Linked DNA regions of Homo sapiens: all the other regions are linked to region 1. Evidence: chromatin contacts called from ENCODE Hi-C or POLR2A ChIA-PET data. All regions are on one chromosome and are shown on one strand. The core of a region is the stretch at or near the end of the contact, and the rest is flanking DNA. Distances in the headings are between cores, read along the strand shown. Region 1 overlaps LOC105373262 (a long non-coding RNA gene). Region 2 overlaps AKT3 (AKT serine/threonine kinase 3). Region 3 has its middle 24 kb from the start of DRC8.

What was found. Hi-C counts contacts between places; a loop is a spot of excess contacts on that map. ChIA-PET counts read pairs that join two places held with the same protein, here RNA polymerase II (POLR2A). Pooled maps may share reads with other maps.
Region 2: a loop to region 1 is called in a map of natural killer cell, with 5 times the contacts of the local background. The contact joins two enhancer-like sites. A Hi-C loop is called at or near these places in 1 of 168 maps with a recorded cell type or tissue (natural killer cell), 3 of 37 single-sample maps with no recorded cell type and 9 of 50 pooled maps. POLR2A ChIA-PET finds 5 or more read pairs at or near these places in 1 of 52 experiments (OCI-LY7).
Region 3: a pooled map shows a loop between it and region 1 (6-fold over the local background). The contact joins two enhancer-like sites. A Hi-C loop is called at or near these places in 2 of 37 single-sample maps with no recorded cell type and 4 of 50 pooled maps. POLR2A ChIA-PET finds 5 or more read pairs at or near these places in 1 of 52 experiments (activated T-cell).

The regions. Positions count from the first base shown.
Region 1 is chr1:244,318,201-244,320,859 of GRCh38, forward strand. All of the region lies in intron 1 of LOC105373262 (a long non-coding RNA gene), which reads right to left. Among named protein-coding and RNA genes, the nearest start is that of SPMIP3, 33 kb to the right of the region's middle. RefSeq lists an enhancer at 1,332-1,741. Within about 2 kb of position 1,336, at least 9 of the 41 ENCODE cell types and tissues checked have a DNase peak (open chromatin) inside an H3K27ac peak, as active enhancers do; they include natural killer cell, where a contact is called at or near this core.
Region 2 is chr1:243,594,651-243,597,309 of GRCh38, forward strand. The region is part of intron 8 of AKT3 (AKT serine/threonine kinase 3); the gene reads right to left. Among named protein-coding and RNA genes, the nearest start is that of AKT3-IT1, 200 kb to the right of the region's middle. Within about 2 kb of position 1,346, at least 4 of the 41 ENCODE cell types and tissues checked have a DNase peak (open chromatin) inside an H3K27ac peak, as active enhancers do; they include natural killer cell, where a contact is called at or near this core.
Region 3 is chr1:244,943,976-244,946,634 of GRCh38, forward strand. It overlaps the pseudogene RN7SKP55. Among named protein-coding and RNA genes, the nearest start is that of DRC8, 24 kb to the right of the region's middle. Within about 2 kb of position 1,341, at least 3 of the 41 ENCODE cell types and tissues checked have a DNase peak (open chromatin) inside an H3K27ac peak, as active enhancers do.

The DNA of each region.
Region 1 (2,659 bases), core at 86-2,585:
CACTTGGTAAGTTAGTTACCATTTGAGGTTCCAAAAGTAGGTAAAAAGTGAATGAGCCAGGCTCAGTGGCCGAGGCTGAGGCAGGAGGATCACGTGAGGCCAGGAGTTTAAGACTAGCCTGGGCAACACAGCAAGACCCCATCTCTTAAAAAAAAGAATGAAACCACCCTTCAACCATTCTGGTTCTATTCATAAAAGAGTTTTGTGGGGAGGGATAGTTCCTTTTCACAGAGGGCACTGATTAAAAAGCATTGATCAATAATCAATGATTATTCATTTATTCATTTCGGACCTGGCTAGGCCTTAACGGTATTTTTTACAGGAAGTCTTTGCCACAGAGGAATTTGGCCTATGATTTCACAGCCACTGATAGGGCGTCCAGGTTGCTTGGTTTCAGTTGGGCTAGGCCATCCCAGGTGTGAATAAAAAGAAATGGTCTCAAAGTTCAGCCTAAACCCATGGGCCGTGAGGCTGCACGGGGCCATTTTCACTCCCAAGACTGGAATACTGTGTGTATGGGAGCCATTGTCCGTCATGGTCTACAGCGATTCCAGTGCCTGCAGTTGGACTGATGTTCCCAGGGTGCTCAGTGCAGTTAACATCAGCCTGTGTGCAGGGAAGCCCAGAGAGGAGGCCTGAGTTTGTGGTTTGGGGTTTTGTTTTGTTTTGTTTCATTTTGCTTTTAAGTCAGAAGAAAAATAAATCAATTTTTTAATTAAATGTTATCACTACAAGAGTGTAGTAATCTGCTTAAGACTACCTTGTGATTTCCCTCTCTCCCAAGGTTCTTAACAGTAAAAGAACATTGGTTTTTGAAGATAGAAAAGAGAGGGAGGTCTAGGTTGTGAGTTGCATGAATCCCATTTGCACATTCTTATGCCTCTGAGGTACAGAGGCGTTTGTACTTGAGGGTGGCAAGATTTAACAAATAAAAATACAGGTGCCAATATTTAATTCAAATTAAACTTGAATTTCACATAAATAATGAACAAGTTTTGGCATAAGTATATCAAATAAAAGTTTAACAAATATTTAACAAATAAAAATTTAACAAATAAAAATACGGGTGCCAATATTTAATTCAAATTAAACTTGAATTTCACATAAATAATGAACAAGTTTTGGCATAAGTATATCCCAAATACTGCATGGCATCGTGCAGAGTGTGTTCCAGATCTTGCAGGGGCCTGTATTTTATCTGGCAACTCTATTGTCTTTTCAAGTGAAAACTGTGTGGTTATGCAAAGGACCTTGCAAGGCGAGGGGACCAGCAATTTGCCTGCCCATGACAATCTGAAAAGGGGTAGTGAGCTCCAAGAACTGTGATAGGAGGGATAACAAAGAGGAAGACAGCTCAACAAAATCAAACCATCTCGTCAAATACAAATAAATGTAAAAGGGAGTTTACAAAATTCTATCAGTCAAAACACACTGATAGAATTGAGTTGGCAGACAACTGAAACAACATGCAATTGACGGCTTACAATGAACAAGCCATGATTTACAGTCCAAGAGGAGCAGGATGAGGCACGATGGTGGTGGCCATGTTGATTTCCGGTGAGAAATGGAGGAAGTTAATGTTGGCCTGTGGTTTTAGAATTTGTAAAGGTTGAGCAAGCCTCCACTGTGATGACTTTACTCTCTGTGGGAAGACTGTTGCTCCATGAGAGAGGCCCTGACTCAGTGCAGAAGGGAGATGAGAAGAAGAATATAAAAGACATTAAGAAATGACAGCCCTGAGGAAGGCAATCATGACATCCAACCTACAAATCCTCTGAAAACTTAAACTTGCCTTCCCCGGCCAGGACGCAGGCCAATGTATATTCACACACATCAGGGGTTTCCCTGATTTCTAAGTCCCTGAAGAGGCTCGGTGGTGTTCTCAGTTCTAGGTGTGATTTGACAAATTTCTAATGAGAAAATTATACATGAAAGTGTTATTTTTGACCATAAGCAGTGGTTTATGCCTGTATTCCCAGTGCTTTGGGAGGCTGAGGTGGGAGGATTGCTTGAGGCTGGCCAGGAGTTCCAGACCAGACTGAGCAACAAAACCCCGTCTCTACAAAAAACTAAAAATAAAACGTGAGGTGGGGCACAGTGGCTCATGCCTGTAGTCCCAGCACTTTGGGAGGCTGAGGCAGGTGGACTGTTTGAGCCCAGGAGCTCAAGACCAGCCTGGGCAACATAGTGAGACCCCCACCTCTAAAAAAAATAATAATACAAAAATCAGCTTGGCATAGTGGTGCATGCCTCTAGTCCCAGCTACTTGGGAGGCTGAGGTGGGAGGATCACTCGAGCCGGGAAGGTCAAGGCTGCAGTGAGCCAAGATCACACCACTGCACTCCAGCCTGAGACACAGAGCAAGACCCTATCTCAAAAATAAAATAAAATAAAAATTAGCCAGGCATGATGGTACATGCTGAGGAGGCTGAGACTGGAGGATCACTTGTGGCCAGGAATTGGAGGCTGCAGTAAGCTGTGATCGTGCCACTGCACTCTAGCCTGGGCAACAGAGTGAGACCCTGTCTCTTTAAAAAAAAAAGCGTTATTTTAAAAAAAGCTCTTGCACCTCAGTTTTTATTATTTGCAAATCCCTACTTCACTCTGACTTTTGATCACAAACTTTCAATGCATTGAATATAGAATCTAATTCAGAAGA
Region 2 (2,659 bases), core at 96-2,595, 720 kb before region 1:
GCAGTGGTATGAACATGGATCACTGCAGCATCAACCTCTTGGGCTCAAGCAATGCTCCCAATTCTGCCTTGCACCACCAGTCCAGGCTAATTTTTTAAATTTTTTATTTTGTAGAGACAGGGTCCTGCTGTGTTGCCCAGGCTGGTCTCGAACTCCTGGACATAAGTGGTCTTCCTGCCTCAGCCTCCCAAAGTGCTGGGATTACAGGTATAAGCCCCCATGTCTGACTAAAGGACAGCCCTTTCAATGAAAGATAGTGAAAGAACAAGATGTCTGTAGGGGGAAAAAAATGAACCTCAACTCTTAGCTCACAGCATACATAAAAATTAAAATGGATCACAGACCTATACATGTAATAGGTACAACTTAAAAAGTTTTAGAAGAAAATACAGTCATGCACTGCTTAATGATGGGGATACATTCTGAGAAATGTGCAATTAGACAATTTCATCATTGTGACAACATCCTAGGGTTTACTTACATAAACCTAAATGGCATAGCCTACTACTTCTAGGTACAGACCTGTACAGCATGTTACCCTACTGAATACTCTAGGCAGGTGTAACACAATGATATTTGCACATCTAAACACATCTAGAAAAGTACAGTAAAAATATGATATAGAAGATTTAAAAACGATATACCTGTCTATTGCATTTATAATACCATGAATGAAACTTGTAGGACTGGAAGCTGCTTTGAGTGAGTGAGTGGCGAGTGAATATGAAGGCCTAGGTGATTACTGTAGACTATGAACACTGTATAATGTATAAAATAATTAAAATTATTTTTTTCTTCAGTAATGAGTTAACCTTTGCTTTCTATAACTTTTTCACTTTATACACTTTAAAATTTTTAAAAACGCCTTGACTCTTTTATAACAGTTTAAAATATGAACACATTGTACAGCTATACAAAAATATTGTTTCTTTACATCTTTATAAATATTTTTCTATTTTTTTTAACGTCTTTAACTTTTGGTTAAAAATGAAAACACAGCATATACGTTAGCCTAAACCTACACAGTCAGGATCATCAGTATCACTGTCTTCCACCTCCACATCCTGTCCCACTGTAAGGTCTTTCGGAGCAGGCATCGAGTAGTCATCTCCTACGCTAACAATGCCTTCTTTTGGAATATCACCTGAAGGACCCACCTGATGCTGTTTTACAGTTACCTATTTTTTTTTAAATAAGTGAAAGTAATACACTTTAAGAAACAATGAAAAGTACAATATATAAAATAAAGAAGTAACACAGTCATGTACTATCACAATCAAGTATTATGTATCTAACTGCATGTGCTATGTTTCTACACAACCGGCAGCACAGGTTTGCTTACACCAGCATCACCAAAACATGTGAGTAATGCACTGCAGTATGACTTACAACATTTACATCACTAGGCAATATGAATTTTTCAGCTACATTATAATCTTATGGTATTGTCATATACATGGCCCACTGTTGACAGAAACTTATTATATAGCACGTGACACATAACAAATAGGAGAAAGATGTGTGACCTGGGGTACACAAACATTTCTTGGACAGTACACAAAAAAAGTGAAAACCATAAAAGGCAAGAATTGATAAATAAGACATCAAAATTAAAAACGTCTGTTCCTCAAAAGACATCACTGAGAAAATGAAAAGGCAAGCTACAGTCTGGAAGAAACCATTTGTAATACAAATATTTGGCAAACTATTTGTAACCAGAACATCCAAAGAACTCCTATAATTCAGTAAGAAGATGAACAACCGAATAATAGGTGAAATATTTGAATAGACAGGTCACAAAAGTATATGCAATGGCAAAAAGTCTGAGTGAAGACATTTCCTATCATTAGTCATAAGAGAAACGCAACTTAAAACCACAGTAACATACTCCCACACACTCGTTAGAATGACTAAAATGAAAACCACTGACCACAGCAAGCACTGGTGAGGGTGCAGAACACCTAAAATTCTCATTACATTAATGCTGAGACTGTAAAATGACACAACAGTTTTAAATTTTTGTAAAATGTAAGCATATGCTTACCATAAATCCAACAATCATACTCTTCAGTATTAATTAAAGAGAAAAGAAACAGGCCTATCAGCTTTATTCATATTAGGCAATGACTGGTATTAATCCGCATGTACGTCACCAGTGGGAGAGATTAACAAATGGTGGTATAGCTGTGCAAAGGATAATGACTTCACAATAAAAGAAATAAATGACTGAGAAATGCAACAAAGTTAACAATCTCAAAAAACATTACGCAGAATGAAAGAAGTAGATACAAGACAGTATATATTGTATGAGTTCATTTCTGTGACATTTTTAAAAAGATGAATCAAATCTTTAGTGTCTGAAAGCAGACCAATGGCTACCTAGGGCCACGTGTGGATGTACTATGGGTACAGGGAAGACTGACTGCAAAGAGGCATGGCAGAACTTTTTGAGGCAATGAGAATGTTTTATATTTTTATTGTGATGGGGGCTACATGCATATATATGTTTGTCAGAAGTCATCTAATCATATACTTAAAATGAGTTCATTTCATTATATGTAAATTATACTTAAGTTGACTAAAAAATGAAAACAACCTAAACGTTCAATGATTTGGGAAGGTTTTAATAAGTTAAAGTGTATCTACATAATTAGTAGGC
Region 3 (2,659 bases), core at 91-2,590, 630 kb after region 1:
CTAGGCACGTGTCCCCTTCCTCCCTCGCCTCCCGAAGCTGTGCGCTTGGTTTAAGAGGACAACCATCCCAGATAGAGGAGGACTGGTCTCCGGTCAAGGGTATAAGAGTAGCTGCACTCCCCGGCTAGAACCTTCAAACAAGCTCTCAAGGTCCATTTGTAGGAGAATGTAGGGTAGTTAAGCTTCCAAGACTCCAGACACATCCAAATGAGGTGCTGCATGTGGCACTCTGCCTTTCTTAAAAAAGGAAGAAAGAAAGAAAAAGAAAGAAAAAGAAAGAAAGAAAGAAAGAAAGAAAGAAAGAAAGAAAGAAAGAAAGACAAATGAGACTACCTCAAACTTAAAAACTTGTGTGCATCGAAAGACACAATCAACAGAGTAAAAAGGCAACCTACAAAATGGAAGAAAACGTTTGTAAATCATATATTTGGTAAGAGGTTAACATCCAAAATATTCACAATTATTTAATATATAAGTAATTTCTACAACTCAACAACAAAATATCAAATAATCCTATTTAAAAATGGGCAAAAACCTAGGCACAGTGGTGCACGCCTGTAGTCAAAAGCTACTCAAGAGGTTGAATTGGGAGGATCACTTAAGTCCAGGAATTCAAGGTGAGCCTGAGGAATATTGCAAGACCCTGTCTCTGTAAAAAAAAAGATAAATAAAATAAAAATAATAAAAAGTTTAATGAAAAAAAGAAAAAAAACTATAAAAAATGGGCAAGGGAGTTATATAGACATTTTTCCAAAGATGACATACACGTGGCCAACAGGTACATGAAAAGATACCCAACATCACTGATCATTAGAAAAATACAAATCAAAACCTCAATGAGATACCACCTAACACCCATTAGGATAGCTACTATTCCCCCCAATCCCCCACCCAAAAAAACCCCAGAAGATGGCAAATGTTGGTGGGGATGTGGAGGCATTGGAAACCCTGTGAATGGCTGGCGGGATAGCAAAATGGTGTGATTACCATGAAAAACAGCATGATGGTTTCTCACAAATTTAAAAATACCGTTACCATATGACCCAGCAACCTCACTTCTGAGTACATATCCAAAAGAAATAAAAGAAGGCTCTCGAAGAGATATTTGCAAACCAATGTTCATGACAGCATTATCCACAATAGCCAAGAGGTGGAAGCAACCCAAATATCCATCAATGAATGAATAGATAAACAAAATTTGGTATATATACATGATGGAATACTATGCAGCCTCAAAAAGGAAGAAAATCCTGTCACAAGCTATAACATAGATGAACCTTGAGGACAAATACTGTAGATTCCACCTACATGAGGTTTCTGGAGGAGTCAAACTCATAGAAACAGAAAGTGGAAGGAATGATGGTTACCTGGAGCTATGGGGAAGGGAAAAGGAGAGCTGTTGGTTAATGGGTATTGAGTTTCAGTTCTGCAAGGTGAAAGAGTTCTGGAGGTCTGTTTCACAACAAGAGTGAAACTCCGTCTCAAAAAAAAAAACATGGTTAAGATTTTAAAAATAGTCCAGTGAAACATACAATGATCCTTTCTGTTATCCATCACCCAGCTCCCAAAATCAACAGTTCAAGGTCACGATCTGAGATTACTTTAGGCAAAATCTGTGTAGAGGTAGGGATAGACTGATGACTTTTTTCATTCATTATCCTTCTGCTGGTAACTTAACCTCGAATCCTAATCTTTTTGTAACCTAATTTCTTTGTTCTTCTTTTTTGTTTCTTTTTAGACAGAGTCTTGCTCTGTCACCCAGGTTGGAGTGCAGTGGCCTGATCTCGGCTCACTGCAACCTCTGCCTCCTGGGTTCAAGAGATTCTCATGCCTCAGCCTCCTGAGTAGCTGGGATTACAGGTGCCCACCACCACGCCCGGCTAATTTTTTTGTATTTTTAGTAGAGACGGGGTTTCACCCTGTTGGCCAGGCTGGTCATGAACTCTTGACCTTGTGGTCACCTGCCTTGGCCTCCCAATGCATTGGGATTACAGGCATGAGCCACCACGCCTGGCCACAACTCACCCGGCTAATTTTTGTATTTTTATTTTATTTTATTTTATTTTTTGAGACAGAGTCTTGCTCTGTCACCCAGGCTGGAGTGCAGTGGCATGATCTCAGCTCACTGCAACCTCCACCTCCCAGGTTCAGGAGATTCTCATGCCTCAGCCTCCTGAGTAGCTGGTATTACAGGTGCCCGCCACCACGCTTGGCCAATTTTGGTATTTTTAGTAGAGACCGGGTCTCACCATGCTGGCCAGGCTGGTCTCAAACTCCTGACCTCAGGTGATCCACCTGCCTTGGCCTCCCGAAGTGCTGGGATTACAGGATTACAGGCCTGGCCCCTTTTTGTAACCTAATTTGTGAAGTGACATCATACTCAAGGGAAGGGAGTTACATAAGGGTGGGAATCTCAGCAGGAGAAGATCACTGAGGGCCACCCCAGAGGTTGCCCACCACACTATGGGACTATTATTTGAAAGCTGTAGCTTTAGCACTTACGCTTAGCATGTTTTTACCATAACTTTTATTAGGTGCTTTGAATAACCATTTCATGAGGTATTGGTCTTTCCATTTTACAGCTGACTGTATTATGTAATGTGTTCAAGTTCACAGAACAATAATCATAATTAGAACTCATACATCTCAGACTACTGTT